Regions from separate parts of the Homo sapiens genome. Here region 2 is linked to region 1. Evidence: chromatin loops called from intact Hi-C (ENCODE). Cell type or tissue: GM12878. All regions are shown on one strand. Links, peaks and the distances in the headings refer to the core of each region. The heading gives the core; the rest is flanking DNA. Region 1 has its middle 110 kb from the start of GOLIM4. Region 2 has its middle 85 kb from the start of MIR551B.

What was found. A loop is a pair of places that touch in the nucleus more often than their neighbours do. Peaks named below come from ENCODE experiments on the same cell type or tissue, not always from the same donor. Only the 100,000 strongest peaks of a DNase experiment are listed, where the experiment ranks them.
Region 2: it touches region 1 in a loop (12-fold over the local background); 58 of 110 quality-filtered maps call a loop at or near these places.

Annotation. Positions count from the first base shown.
Region 1 is chr3:168,206,745-168,215,092 of GRCh38, forward strand. No RefSeq gene overlaps it. Among named protein-coding and RNA genes, the nearest start is that of GOLIM4, 110 kb to the left of the region's middle. RefSeq lists an enhancer at 7,289-7,408. In GM12878, for the core only: a CTCF peak has its summit at 4,750 (motif pointing right); DNase peaks (open chromatin) are centred at 7,427 and 7,612.
Region 2 is chr3:168,463,029-168,471,376 of GRCh38, forward strand. It overlaps the pseudogene EGFEM1P. Among named protein-coding and RNA genes, the nearest start is that of MIR551B, 85 kb to the right of the region's middle. In GM12878, for the core only: a CTCF peak has its summit at 4,498 (motif pointing left); a DNase peak (open chromatin) is centred at 4,473; H3K27ac peaks cover 242 bases.

The DNA.
Region 1 (8,348 bases), core at 75-8,074:
AAGCATAAGGTGAGCTCAAATACTGAGTTTATATGATGAATCCAAACTTACCTAAACCCTCAATGCATTCGTTTCTCATCTTTAAGATGGGAATGGTACTTAGTTGTACTAAGATTATCTTATAGTATTATGAGAATTAAAGTAAATAACAGGTTGAACAAGCAGCACTCATGAGATATAATCAGAAAGCATCTTTATTTTTATCTTCCACTGTCCTTTTAAAATTTATTCAGTAGGAAAGTACTTTCCCTGCTGCTGGTTGGAAATACAAGCTGACTGGTGAATTTTCTGCTACATATTGGATATTTAAAAGACTTTCAGATATTCAAGGTTGTAAACACTACCTCAGTTCTGAAAATAGTCTGCTCTCATGTAACAATAAAAACTCCAAATTTGATTTAAAGTGAGAAATTCTTCTCTGTCTCATCTGAATCTTCTTCTAGTGGGAAAGGAGGGAAAGAAAAGTTATCACTTCTTTGGTACTGTTGTAAGATGGCATTGTGATCACCGAGCATGGCGGGTGATAAAAATTCACTATACCCTCGCCAATTTTTTGTTTTGTTTTGTTTTTGAGACGGAGTCTTGCTCTGTCGCCCAGGCTGTGCAGTGGCGCGATCTCGGCTCACTGCAACCTCCGCCTGCCGGGTTCACAGGGGTTGTACACCCCCTGCGATATTGCAAGTAATATCAACCTCTCTCAAAACAAAAAGCAAGCAAGCAAAAAAACCCAAACCAAAATATTTATGGTAGGCTACTGTGTGCAATGCAGAATGTTGAACATAGCTATTAAGTTTCAGTGGTAGCAGGTGTTCATTTCAGATTACAAATTCAAGTGTACATGAAGGGAAGTAACTGGGACTTCAGGTGCCCGCCACCACGCCTGGCTAATTTTTTGTATTTTTAGTGGAGACGGGTTTTCACCACGTTAGCCAGGATGGTCTCGATCTCCTGACCTTGTGGTCCGCCCGCTTCGACCTCCCAAAGTGCTGGGATTACAGGTGTGAGCCATCGCATCCAGCCCCATTTGTTTTTTTTTGTTTGTTTTTTTTTTTTTGCGTGTCCTTCAAAAGCCAGCACTGGGACTCTCCCAGTGATGCAAGCAATGTGTTGTCCTCCAGCCAGCCACTTGCTCCTCCATCCCTGTTTTCCTTTCTTTTTTCTTCACAGTACACAGACTCTACTGCTTGCCGTCCTTTGACTTTCCCACACAGTCCCCTAGGGTAGAGTTTAAAATAGCACCATGTGGCCACATGGTGAATGCTAAATAATTGTCATGACTATTACGATAGTTGGAAGTAACAGGATTGAGAAAATTGCACAAAAAGACATGAATCTAGTTCCAAAATTAGGTATCTTGTACTGTAGGTAATTAAATGATTTTTTAAAATAAAATTTGTAAAGGCAGAAGTTAGACGATTTGGTGCTTGTTATATATACCTATTATAAGTGTTATGCATGAGTTCATCAAGTATGAATGGGGCAACATAGGATATACTAACTAAATATATATATGAGTTTTTACAAAGGGGCATGGAAGCCTTTCTAGAGAAGGCAGCATTTGAATGAAGTCTTTGAGGGTGAGGAGTGTTTTCGCAGTGATGGGCCCAGATGGCAGGAAGTGGGAAGGAATGGGAAAGCAGAGGCAAAGGAAATGTGTCTGGATTTGATGGCCATGAGTGATAGGGTGTTACAACAGGGTTCACTCATGGAGGATGATAAAAGCTGGTATTGCTTGAGAATTTACTGAATACTTCATTTGAGCTACCTGATTTGTTTCTCTCAACTCTGTAAGGCAGGAACTATTATTCCTCTTTTATGCATAAGGAATTGAGCATTAGAAAGGAGAAGGTAAGTTGGCTGAGATCTCCAGCTGGTAAGCACAGGAGCTGTGACTGGACCTCTGGCTGTCTGGCCTGAGCAGCGCCATGCCTAACTACTACATTACATGAGCCTTTAGCTGTTAGGATTATAGAAGGGCATTTACAATATATATTGGATTATAAAGAAGGTTCAGGATGATCTTCTTAAGAAAACTTTTAATTATATATTGAGTTTTAGAAAAAATTAGCTTTTACTATTGTAACAGTTTTTATAATTTCCTGACATTTCATTCTTTCCTTGTTTTCTTCCTATCTCTCTTCCTTCTTATCAGGTATTTATTAATTCAGGCACTGTGTTAGTCCCAGGATATATAATAATGAACCAAAATATAGGTAGTCTCTGTCTTCATAAGAATTACATTCTGGTGGGGGAGATAAATATTCAAATGATTTCTAAGAATAAAATTGCAAGAGTGATTTTTGCCCAAATGAGAGAAATTTGGTATGGGGGGAAATTCAGCCAGACATTGGGTGAAATTCACCCCCGATATTTCACGTAGGTTCTTTTCTATTTTCCCTAAGTGTTGGCCAGTCTGAGAAATAGAGGGACAGAGTACAAAAGAGAGAAATTTTAAAGCTAGGTGTCCAGGCGAGACATCACATGTCAGCAGGTTCTGTGATGCCCCCCAAGCCGCAAAACTGGCAAGTTTTTATTAGTGATTTTCAAAAGGGGAGGGAGTGTACGAATAGGGTGTGGGTCACAGAGATCACATGCTTCGCAAGGTAATAAGATATCACAAGGTAAATGGAGGCAGGGCGAGATCACAGGACTACAGGACCGGGGTGAAATTAAAATTGCTAAAGAAGTTTCGGGCAGGCATTGTCATTGATAACATCTTATCAGGACAGGGTTTGAGAGCAGACAACTGGTCTGACCAAAATGTATTAGGTGGTAATTTCCTCGTCCTAATAAGCCTGGGAGCGCAACAGGAGACTGGGGCTTATTTCATCCCTATAGCTAGCTGCGACCGTAAAAGACAGCCACCCCCAAAGTGGCCATTTTAGAGGCCTACCCTCAGGGATGCATTCTCTTTCTCAGGGATATTCCTTGCTGAGAAAAAGAATTCAGCAATATTTCTCCCATTTGCTTTTGAAAGAAGAGAAATATGGCCCTGTTCCACCTGGCTCACAGGGGGTCAGAGTTTAAGGTTATCTCTCTTGTTCCCTGAACATTGCTGTTATCCTGTTCTTTTTTCAAGGTGCCCAGATTTCATATTGTTCAAACACACATGCTTTACAAACAATTTGTGCAGTTAACGCAATCAACACAGGGTCCTCAGGTGACATACATCCTCCTCAGCTTACGAAGATGATGGCATTAAGAGATTAAAGTAAAAACAGTCATAGGAAATCACAAGGGTATTGATTGGGAAAGTGATAAGTATCCATGAAATCTTCACAATTTATGTTCAGAGATTGCAGTAAAGACAGGCATAAGAAATTATAAAAGTATTAATTTGGGGAACTAATAAATGTCCACGAAATCTTCACAATTTGTGTTCTTCTGCCATGGCTTCAGCTGGTCCCTCCGTTCAGGGTCCCTGACTTCCCGCAACAATTTGGAGCTATTAAAATTTAAGATTGGGGCTTTTACTTAAAAAGGCAAGGGAGAATCATGGATCTAGAGCTGAGTTCTGAAAGATGAATAGGAGTTAACTAGATGCAGTGGGAAGAGAGGAAGGCCTAGGCTGCAGAAGTAGCATATGCAAAGATCCTGCAGTAGGAAGAAAGGGCTGTGAAGAAAGCCACAGTGATTAGAGCTGAGTGCACAGGGGCAAGGCAGAGTACAGACTAGAAAAATAGAGGCCTGATCATGTGGAGACTTGCAGTACATGTTAGAATTTGGCATTTATCCTAAGGGAGGGGGGTTGTGACAGAAACATTTTAAGTAAGAGTGGCACCATAATCAGATTGCATTTTGAAACTACAGCCCTGACCATGCTATGGAGAGCAGGTTAGAAGTAGGAGAAGTGGAAGGTGGTGGAGAAATCAGGAAGTTGTCAACCAGGTGAAAGAGTTGTTGCTTAAACCAGGTGGTGTCAGTGATGGGAGATGGGCAGATTCAAAACTTATTTAAGGGGAGAAATCAACAAGACTTTGGGATTGGCTAGATATGGGACATGAGAAATGGCAATGCCATGAAGAGACTGTATTTTTCTGGCTTGGAAACTGGATAGTTTGCCATCTTTGAAAAAGGAAGACTAGGAACAGTTTGTTTATTTGTTTAATTGTTTATTTGTTTTAGGGTTTGATTGATGACGGGAAAGCACATGAATTTTGAGTTGAGGTACTTTTGAATCCCCAGAGATTTTTGGCAATGGAATTTTAGCTTTGACCCTTCAACTCAGTTCCTGCCAATACTCTACCCCAATTTTTCAATTTCTGCCTCAATTATTTTCCACTGGGAAAACTGAGTCTTCACGGACTCTGACCAATTGCTGCTGTCCAGAGTCATTTGCTGGAAATGACCTTTGGCCCCTAAGATTTGACCTTTCCCACCTTTCCACGGATCCCAGAAGGAGTCCAGCTGCCCAGATAGACTTCAGGTGGCTCAGATGCTTTAGGCTTGTGACCTTGACTCAGACAACAATGTGTGGCCCTCCTGATACATGAGGCCCATACTGCTGCTCTGTCCTTGTTTGAGCTCTTGCTAGTTTGGCTTCAACACCACTTGCTCCCATTCCCTCGTCCCTCCACCTTGACTTCTGCCTCTCCTCCATCTCGTAACCACTAATTCCCAGCATATCTTGTGACTGGCTTCACATTATTTGTGACACGTGAAGATTAATAATTTCTTCATTCTTCTGGCTTTTTCTTTTGTCCTTCCTCAGAAGCATTTTATTAGATGCTTAAGTGAAGCTGCAAACCTGCAATTTATACACCAGATGGCACCAAAACATTATATTTTAAATATTAGTTCGAATTTTGAGGGGGAGAAATCCAAACCTTCCACTATTCTGAGACTAGCACAGCCTCCGGTGCAAGTTCAACAAATGAAAATTCATACACCAACTTCCCAGAATCTGTGGTGGTGTTGCTTTTTATTGGCAGAGAGAGAGAGGGAAGGAGAGAGAGAGAGAGAGAGAGAGAGAGAGAGAGAGAGAGAGAGAAACCTTTCCTGGGAAAAGGTCTTTATTTTTTCCTCTTTAGAATCGTGCTAAAGAGCTAAATGAGGGACACGAATATTCCCAGGGACTCAGTCATTTTCACTCAGTCATGTTTGCTTCACTGTTCTTTTCTCAGTGTTAAGGTTCTGTTACTGAACTTCATTTTGGCAAGAATAACAATACCATTGCTGTCTTTTATCAAAATGATAATTAATATAAGTAAAAATGAATCTATGAATTCAGTATCCTAGCTAAACAGAGAAGTAAAATTAACCATTCTTTCCCAATTTTAAAATGTAATTGTATTTTTCTTCCATTTTAAAATCTAATTATTATTGATATAGCAAAAATAACATAGATGAACATTTAAGTTATTAAAACAAATGTATCTTCTTTGTATTATGTTTTAAGTGTAGAATAGACAGTTTTTGTTCAATCAACATAATTAATAGCTGATGGTCCTGATGATACAGTTTAAGAATCTTTGAGGGTTTTTAAAATTTTAGCAAAATTGTAATGGCTTAAAAAATACCACCCACCTTATAAATTAACACTCTTTACTGGATGATTATGTATCCATTTGGCAAAATGTAATCAAAATGTTATGTGAGGTAAATTCTATAAGGAGTTGTTCTTTCAATTTGGAGATCTGATTAATGACTTATCGAGGGTAACAGAATGTGGATAAAGGGACAGTAGATATTAACTATTATTATTATTTTCTTTGGAGGGAGAAAAAACAATTTCTGAATAAATGTGCAGCATCAAGTGAATTTTTAAAATGAAGCCATGTTAAAAATAGTTTGATGCTATTGCTTTTATGTATACAGTTTTATATTTTGTATGCATATGTATTTGTAGTCTTTTGCCAGCAATTGTAACATACACATACATATACATACAATACAGAAATATTCCTTATTTTGTAAAGATGTGTGTGCATGGGGGGAGGGTTAGTGCTGTGTTTTTCCATTGCATGGAATAGAATGTGTCTTGCTGTAGGACTTGGATAAACGTCTGGCTGCTTCTCTTCGCCTGGGGAGTCACATGAATGTCCACAGTTGCCAAAGTGCTTTGGGATCACTTAGGCTAAAAGATGCTATTTATTGTGAAGCTATCTCATTTCATTCCCAAGGGAATTTCATCATCTTGTATTTGTGAAAACTGTCAGTGTGTCTTTCTCAAAATGTAATTATCTGAAAGAAACAAACCAACACAGAGTGGACCTCTTGTCTTCAAAGTCATTTTATTAAGAGTAAATTAGACTGGAAAAATGATTGCCTAAAATGCATTTTCAATAGATTGCTGTCTAAAATGCATTTTCAATAGATTGCTGTCAGGCTTGCTACCTGTCAAACAGAGAGGCCTGAAGTTTCATAGTGACATATGGATTAGCCCAGTCTTCCCTACAGGGTGAAAACAAAAGACAATTGGTGATGCATGGGGCAAACTCATCTTAAAACAGAGATATCAACAAAGGAATATGACAGCATGAAAAGACAGAGTGCAGTCTGCTGTCCACATTCGCAAAGAGATTCTGTCTGAATCCATAACTTCAATACACTAAGAGACAGAAAAAGAGAAAATACACATTAAGTATAATTGTTTATCGGGTACTTCATTTTAACAAATGCTGAATTTCATTCTCTAAATGGAAAACAAGTGGGAACAATGGATAGAATGAATGACATTATAAAAAGTTATTACAAAGAGCCATATGAAATTAGAGTTATTTGATTTAAAAAAAATCATTCCTCATAGAGACTTGAATGTTCAAATTTCTCATCCACCAATCAATTTGAAAAGAAAGGCTTAAACTCACAAAAGAATCTCAAGAGCAAAACCTTTTCCAGGTTAGAGCTTAACTAAACTGGTGAGGTCATTTAGTTCAGAGTTGGCTTGGGGAAAAAGTACATATCAAAGTTGAAGAAAATCCTACAGATCTGCTTAGGTCTGGGAAAATACAGTATGGATTTTTTTTTTTTAACATCCCATGTGAACAATTACATAGAACACTTGTCCGACCAGCAACTTTCAATTAAATAGAAATGAAAGTTACTCTAATAGCCATTTTAATCCATATATCCTAAGGGACTCAACAAACAAGTGTAATAACACAATGCAAAATTTAGTAAAGGAAAATGGTGCATTGAATTACAGAAACTGCTGGCTTTCTAAGCTTGGGATTAGATGCTATAAAACCAAAGTAAGGTTGTTTTGTAGTTACACAGTACTCACTGGAGAACCATGCAGAGCTCAGTAGTAAAAATTCAGCAAAGGGCACCTTTGGCTTATTATATATCCTGAAAGAATTTGCTAAGGGACAGGGGTCAGTGATGACTGTTGGGTTTTTTGTTGTTGTTTTGGTTTCGTTTTTGTTTTTAACCATCGCCTGTATGATGGTTTCCTTTCCTGGAGACAGTGCTAACTCTACAAAAGGGATAGGCAGCTCCCTATAGAGGGTCATTTAAGGAGAGCTGAAAGGCCCATTGCGGTGCCATGGTGCCGAAAACTCCTGTGATTAGTCATGCCTTTAAGGCCTACCAGAAAATTGTGTTAAGTTTTTATGGGTATTTTATATAAAGTGGAAGTGGGACATATCTTTTAGTTAACATATTAGTATAATTCAGTATATATGTCCTAAAAGTTTGAAAAACATGGCAAATGAGTTTTGGGGGTGGTCTTAGGCTATGCCAGAGGACACAATATGAGACACTACCTCAGAGATCATGAGGGTTTGGAGAGGGCTGAGGATATTAGAATTCAGCAGAGCAGTAGCAAAAAATAAGGGACATCAATGAAAGCATTTTTCAAATGTACAATTTTGCCTTAAACAGAGTTCTACCTAGATAATTTAGGTCATTGATATTTGCTTTAGCACCACACAGGGTTAAAAGTGCATAGAAAATTGCATATGACAGAAATAAACATGTATACTATACTTTCTTTTTCTTTTCTTTTGTTTTTTTTTTTTTTTGAGTCACAGTCTCACTCTTGTCACCCATGCTGGAGTGCAGTGGCATGATCTTGGCTCACTGCAGCCTCCATCTCCTGGGTTCAAGCAATTCTCCTACCTCAGCCTCCCGAGTAGCTGGAATTACAGGCGCCAGCCACCACACCCAGTGAATTTTTGCATTTTTTGTAGAATGGGGTTTCACCACGTTGGCCAGGCTGGTCTCGAACTCCTGACCTCAGGTGATCCTCCCACCTTGGCCTCCCAAAGTGCTGGGATTACAGGCGTCAGCCACCGCACCCGGCCGTATACTATACTTTTACATCAGTTTTTAAAACTTGTATTTTCATTTAATATCACTTTGCTTTCTCTATTGATTATATCTCTTGCCACTTAATGTTTCGCTTT
Region 2 (8,348 bases), core at 203-8,202, 260 kb after region 1:
TGGCTCCTGCAAGTGGTATACAAGCTGCTCCTGGAGCACATGCACAGTTTCCTGCCAGAGGGCTAAGGGGTAAGTGGATGAGTAGTGGCTACTATGGTAATAGATGAAATTGACCTAAATTTACCTCAGTTTTTGGTTTCAGCCTTACCCTGGAAGTTGCAAGCCTTCAGTATACACCTGAGTTCTAACAGTTACATCAAACAGATTCTGCCAGTACCGTTTTTGTCTAGGTGAGGAGACAGACTTCAGGTGCTTCCTACTCTGCCATGTTTCCAAAAACCTTCTTATCTATTGTGTTTTAAAGAAAAACTAATACTTGTTAGAAATTACTCAAGAAGAAAGAAGGAAAGGGCTTTCTTCTTCTAGTTTTAAAAATTCAGCCCCAAACAGAACATATCATTTAGAATGGTTGAAATTCCATTACAAATAAGAGAAACCCAATTCAGAGTAGCTCCAGCAGCAGTGAAGATTGTGTTAGCCTAAGTAACCGAATAATATGATGTATGAATTAGGAGGTATATCTGGCATCAGGAACATCAGGAATGAGGACACTGAGGGTATACCAGAATTCTGTCCATTTCCTCCTTCTCCTAGACTGAGAGATCTATGCTCTTAAGATATTTTTGCTACAGAGGAGAGTTCTGGTGCCTTACAGCTCATAGCTTTGCCTGTTTATGGACATTAGATTTTGTTTTCTCCAGTGTGGAAAAATGAGATGTTATTTGAGGATGTTAGGAAGGAGTTTGGCTTGATCTGGGTTTACATTTTGGAAAGGTAACCTTGGTTGCTCCATTTTATTGTGGGGCATGAAGGGTACAAAAGAGAGAGAAGCCAGTAAGGAGGTTATTATAGTAGTTCAAAGGAGAAATAAATGTGGCTTGGTGTGGCATGGGCAGAGCAGAAAGGGTGGGAATGTTTCAACTGGGATATATTATGGAGGATAAAAAACAGGTCAGACTGATTGATTTGAAGATGTGAAGAATCAAAGAGGAATCAAGGATAACTCCTGTGGTTTTGGCTAAGAAATTTGATGGATAGTGGTATCATTTAATGAGAAAGGAAATGCTTAGGGATGAGAAAATGTGGTTTAAGATTAATACATTTATTAAGCCCTTAAGTAGAGATTCAAGTGACAAGCTGGTTATCCAATTGTAGAGTTCTGATGGGAGGCCAGAATGGACATAAAATTATTGAAAAGGAGTTATATGATTATCATTTTGTGAAAATAAACATGATTCTTTATCCAGAAGATGTAATAGAATCAACATAAAAATTCTAAAACCTGGCAGAGATACAACAACAAAAAAGAACTTCAGGCCGATATCCTTGATGAACATTGATGCAAAAATTCTCAATAAAATACTGGCAAATTGAATCCAGAAGCACATCAAGAAGCTTATCCATCACAAATAAGTAGACTTCATTCCCCAGGAAGCAAGGTTGGCTCAACATACACAAATCAATAACTGTGAGTGATCACATAAACAGAACTAAGACTAAAAAACACATGATTTTCTCAATAGATGCAGAAAAGGCCTCTGATAAAATTCAACATCCTTCATGTTAAAAACTCTCAGGAAACTAGGTATTGAAGGGACATACCTCAAAATAATAAGAGCCATATATGACAAACGCACAGCCAATATCATGCTGAATGGGCAAAATCTGGAAGCATTCCCCTGAAAGCCAGCACAAGACAAGAATGTGCCACCTCTCACCACTCCTATTCAACACAGTATAGAAAGTTCTGGTCGGGGCTATCAGGCAAGCAAAAGAAAGGATATTCAAACGTAAAGAGAGGAAGTCAAACTGTCTTTGTTTGCAGATTACAAGATCCGATACCTAGAAAACCAGCATTGTCTCAGCTCAAAAGCTTCTTAAGCTGATAAGCAACTTCAGCAAAGTCTCAGGATACAAAATCAATGTGCAAAAATTGCTAGCATTTCTATGCACCAACAGGCAAGCCAAAAGCCAAATCAAGAATGAACTCCCATTCACAGTTGCCATGAAATAATAAAATACCTAGGAATACAGCTAACAGTGGAAGTGAAGGACTTCTTCAAGGAGAACTACAAACCACTATTCAAAGAAATCAGAGATGACACAAACAAATGGAAAAACATTCCATGCTCATGGATAGAAGAATCAATATTGTGAAAATTGTCATACTGCCCAAAGCAATTTATGGATTAAATGCTATTTCCATTAAACTACCATTGACATTCTTCACAGAATTAAACTATTTTAAAATTCATATGGAATGAAAAAAGAGCTCATATAACCAAGACAATTCTAAGCAAAAAGAACAAAGCTGGAGGCATCACGCTGCCAGACTTCAAACTATACTACAAGGCTACAGTAACCAAAACAGCATGGTACTGGTACAAAAAACAGACACATAGACCAATGGAACAAAATGGAGAACTCAGAAGACCACACATCTACAACCACTAGAAGATATGAATCGCTTCTAAATTACAGGAAAAATCCAGGATTATCCCTAATATTCAATAAGTAATAAATATCCTCCAGAAATTGTTGTAGATTTATTCAGACTCAAACAAATGAAGAAATATCATTCCCCAACATATGAAGATATAATATTGTAAACATTCAATCCAATTTCCATTTTAGCAGATTTATAATGAGTCACAGCAGCTGGTAGCAACAGCCTTAAAAGACAAGACCACGCCCACAAATGATTGGACTAGTAGTGAACTCAAATAATACCAGCATACTACCTGGATATTTTAGTGTGAGCTCTTGACTAAGTAATATGAACCTATTCCAGTTAGGTGGAGGGAGAAGAAAGTTGGTCTTAATCTGGGTCTTGAGTTAGTGCAAGGAAGCTGAATCTACACAAAAACTGGATTTGAGGAAACAAGAATCATAGGTAAGCAAATAAAGTGGCTCTGCAGAGAAATCCAGGAGAATACAGAAGACTGAAAGTCAGGAACAGAAATAAAATACCATTCCATGCTATGAGAGATTAAGGAGTTGCCTCAATGCCTGTTTCCCCTTCAGGCCCTATGATGCACAGCATACTACTTTTTTTTTCTCCTTCGATATCAGTATTTCCTGTCCTACATATAGACTTAGAGTACCCCTCTTAGGCAGAGTTGGTAATGCTGATTCAGTTAGGAAAATAATCACAGATGTTGCAGAGTATTTATGTTCAAAGATATATATATAGCCAAATTATTTAATAGGAAAAAATAATTTAAGTCTGCAATAAGAGAAATGATTAAATTGCAGTATTCAGAATATCCGTACAAAGTAATGTTACACAACCAATAAAAACATATATTTATGACAGTTATATCTTCATACATGTATTCATGTTATATATTCACATATATTTATATGTCATATATAGGTTGAGTATCTCTTATCCAGAATGCTTGGGGCCAGAAATGCCTCTGATTTCAGATTTTTTGGATTTTGAAATATTTGTATATACATAATGAGGTACCTTGGGGATAGAAACCAAATCTAAACACAAAAATTATTTATGTTTCCTATATATTTTATACACATAGCTGAAGGCAATTTTATGTGATATTTCAAAAAATGTGTGCATGAAACAAAATTTGTATACAGTTAACCAACAGAAAGCAACGTCACTGTCTCGGCCACCCAGGTTTTTTGGCATCACTGTAATTCATGATTCTTAATTCATCTTCAGATAAGCAATCATTTTCTTACACTTATTAACCCATTAAATATTTAACAGTAAAACATATAGCATACCATTAATACAAGTGAAAAAATAATGTGTTCAGGGTAACTAAGCAGCACAGTAGCATCACCAAAATACCTTATCAGCTGTTAAACAACAGTGATGGCAAACAAGGGTAGCCTTTCAGTCTTCATCTGCAATGATGTGTTTTGATTAAAAGGTTACTGTACACTGTATTGTAACCCCCTTGGGGACACTGAATAAACTGTGTGTTGTGCACCTGTGTTTTCAATGAGACACATCACATGAGATCAGGTGTGGAATTTTTTACTTGTGGCACAAGGTCAGTGCTCATAAAGGTTTGGATTTGGGGACATTTTGGATTTTTGAATTAGAGATGCTCAACATGTATATGATATTGATGTATATATGTATCAAATGTGACATTGTATATTTATATATATATGACAATTATATATTCAATGACAATTCAGTTACACATATAGAAACTAATCTTATGGCGTGAAAAGAAAAAGCAGAATGTAAAACTGAAAGTAAATACGACACATTTATACATGCATTCTCATATGCCATCAGCCTCACTTGCCTAGGTCTTTATAATGTGATTATATGTTATTTCTACACACCAGCCAACCTGCCAGAAGGGCCCTTAAAGGTCTCTGAGTTATCTTTAAGAGTTTCTCATAGGGCAGTCTACCCACGCTCTGTAACAGGTTCTTCTTTGGCCTTTGTTGTGGACATTGTGTCTTGACCTCACTGTTGATGGACCTTGTGAGTTCTCCAGTCTTCAGAGACTCGCTGCCATCTACTGGTTATTGTTACCAGTTCTGCTCCTCTAGTCTTGGAGTTGGGTCCCGACTCTCACCAATACCCACAACATAATCATTCCAGATTTTAATAAGGCCTGGGAATAGTAGAACTACAGCACAAATTTGTTTCTATCAATGGCGGCTCCTTGTATTTAAAGCCTAAATATTACCTCATATCTGCTTTCTCACGAGGTCCCCATATACTAAACTAGTTCAACTTCCAGAAACAGTTTCTAGAAAGGTTCATATCTAAAGTCTGAACCCAAATGTACTACAGTTACAGAGAGAGGAGGAAGACATTTATGTGCCTGAAGTCCAGCGCCCATGAATATCCTGATCCAGGATGCAGGATGGTGGAAACATTTATCTCCTGCATAGGATATTTTCTCTCATAAGGAAAATGCATGGATTCCCATAACCTCCATAATTATAATATTTATGCTACTCTTTGCAAAGCCTACATCATTCAGTTTTAAATATTTTACTGTGGATGCAGCCCCATCCAGGTTGTGATCCCCTGGATTATAAAGTTAAGGTTTGATTAGGGTGACATGTCCTTCTGCCATGAGTGAATTCTTAATTTTTTAGTGACCAAATGCTTATATGATAGCACAGCATGCACTGAAGAATAAAAATGAATTTTATCATAGGGTAATCCAAATGTGGATTTGAGGAACAAAATATTTTCTAACTCTGTAAATGACAATCCTACCAAAAGAGCCAATTTATAACACTGCAAAAAACCACTAACACCTCAATCTGAAGCAAGTTTTCCCAGTAAAAGTACCAGCCAAATGCCTGATTAACTAAAAGATTTGCAAAAGTGGCCCTTTGTAGAAGGAAAATTCCCTTAAGGGAAATTTCTAGACTCAAAAACTGCTTACCATCCCCAAAATGATGTTATTCAAAATGAAACAATTTAAATTGCTCTCTTCAATGGTCATATGTGAACAGTGATTATCACTGGGTGATGAGATTTGCTTTTTAAACAATTTTCTATGTTTTAAAAATTTTCTATATTGAATGTGTATTATTAAAAATAAAATAGTTTTAAGAAGTCTATATTGGAGCTTATTTACCGTAATATATTGTAAATGAGTAATATAGCTGTTTGCCAAACTAGCTTATTAGTGGCTTGAACACCACTGACTTGATAAAGTTTTATTTTAAATGAAAAATTCTCATTCTGAAGAAAACCTGATGCTTCTATTAGTCGCATGATGATTACATCTGTAAGGATTCCAGTCAGAATTTATAGCAGTCAATAAACAAGCTCAAAACTCCTAAAAAGTAACGGATGAGATTGAATCTCATTTTCCCCTACTTAAATTAGAACATTATTAACTCTGTGTTGTTTGGAACTTAGGAGAAGGTTCATTTTATTTTTGTTTTTTAGGTTGTTAAAATCCAAGTAGAGTTAACTATTGAACTACAAATTGTTTTTTAAGGAAAAGTAATGGGTAATTTTATGGCATGGGCTTTGAGTTCATCACAAATTTTCAACACTAATGAAATTATTATATCCTTATGTTATCATTTTTGGTAACTTTTTTATATTGGGTTTAAGTAACCATCTTGGCAATAATTTCTAAGCTAATTAATTATATATGCCAACAGAGTTCAGTTTGATTTAGTTGTATATTCAATTCCCTTTTTATTGTGGTGGAACTAGGAAATAAACTCTAATTCAATTTTAAGTACAAATAATTAAATGAATTGGGCTTATGAATGAAATCTTCTCATTGGCAATGCCAGGAGGTCAATTAACTAGTTTTACAGTATTTCTGTGAACGAAAATGCATCTCCAATCGTGTGATAAATATTCGCTGTATAGGACTGAAAACACTGTTGATTTTATTAATCTTTCAGTTAGTCTGGAGTAGATATTTTCATTAGATTTACAGAAACCACTATACATTTTTGAAAGTAACATTTCTTAATATGAATTTGATGTGGAAGACTATCATCTCTTTTACTCGACCAAAATAAAACTCTTTGGAGACACTTTATTTTTATTTCGTTTTACTAAAGCAATGTTTGTTTAGGTTATGTTGTGAAGTATATACAAACCATGTGGATTTTGATACTGAAATTCAGTTCAAATGTATATCTTCTATAAACATTAAAAGAGCTCTTTCATAAATGTCCTAAAAACAGTGATTAGAATCGTGCCTGAAACAGCATGATTCTCTGATTCATTTGAGTTGTTTTAAAACAACTCACATAACATTATTGCCTTTGGACTCTTTCTTCTTTTCATCAGTTGAAATGTGTACTTTTAAATCATTTCTTAATTTAACTTTCTCACTTTTTTTTCAGTATGTAACTTGTCCATCCTTTTGCTGACCTTTATAAGTGGTTCTCTTTGTTATAAGAACAAAGTAACAGTGCCCTCTTACTTGATAATTATCAGGAAACTACAAGATCAAAGAAGGAATAGTTAATTTTATGTCTTCTTCTTTCTCTAAATCTTCTATGCTCTTTGATGTCACTCCTTATTGATCAGGAAAGAAAGTCTATCTCAAGTAGGGGTACGGGTCAGCAAACACAACTTCTGAGCTCAAAGACATCATTTAAAATAAAAATAGAGATTATTTTGTTACTGACTAGGATAACTACATATGTTTATTTTTTCTGTCAAACACATAGCAATCAGGAAATATTGAAATTATTTTCATTAAACCTCACATAATTTTTGCAATACAGTATTGAACTTGCTTATATTAATTAGCTGAGTACAAGTCCATTTCTTACAAAATATATTAGGCCAAAGCCTATAACCCCTATCTCCATTTTATAATTATCTATGCTTAGATAGTGAGCAAGGACTGAATTCATTGTCTTATGTTTTTTTTAGGTGCATTCTTTTGCATTAGTTAGCTATTTGTTCTGCTGGATAATTTCTATTAATTAAAGTTGGTAATCCCAGAAAATGAAGCCCAGTACATTCATCTCGAGTCATTATCGCCTTCTCTAAGTTTTGGATAATAAGCTCATCTGCCTCTTTGAAATGTCTCATGACTCAGCTGTTCAGAGAGATTGTCCATCTAAAGCAGAATGCATGAGATAATGAGACTCCTTTTCCACGTCATGGTGAAAGAGAACATTCTTTGTTTGCTTAGAAATGCTATCTAGAGATGAAATTATGCCTCTAATATTTTATGACCTGCCAATTTTCATTCAGGGTTACTGTTTTTTTTTTCACGTTATAGTCTAAGATTTATTATTAAACAATGAAACAGGTTAACACTACCATTTGGCTTTAATGTTTGACTACCGAAAAGCTAACCATTCATCAAATTTGTTTTTTAATTGTGGTTCCCTGGGTCACTCACACATATACATCGAAACAATTTATTAGTGTAAAGATTAATTGTGGTAATTTTATTGTCTTGGGATTAGATGAAGAGACCTTCAAAAACTCCTTTTGATGAAACAAGTAATAAAATGTAGAAACAGCGAGTTCTGTGGTTCAATATTTATATGTCTGTGCTAGAAGCTTTACATAAATTTGAAAACTTTTTGTAGGTATTTGCAGAGTGAAAATATGCCAATACTTCAGGCACACTTATAAGCCCCTCTTGTCTTCAGTCTGGTTGGCTACGTCCAATAAAGTTTGATTTCTCCTGAAGGACCATTATGGTTTATTGGCTTAATGAAGCAAATTGGAAAAAGAATTTGTGCAGCACCTTTTCTGTGCTCTGGGTGCTTTATAAAATTGCAGAGTACGTTTCAGTTTTAAGCAATTCCCAATGATTAGTTTATTTCCAGTGTGGCAAAACAGGACCTGAGAAAATAACTATGAGTATCTTGCACACATGCACATGCACAGACACACA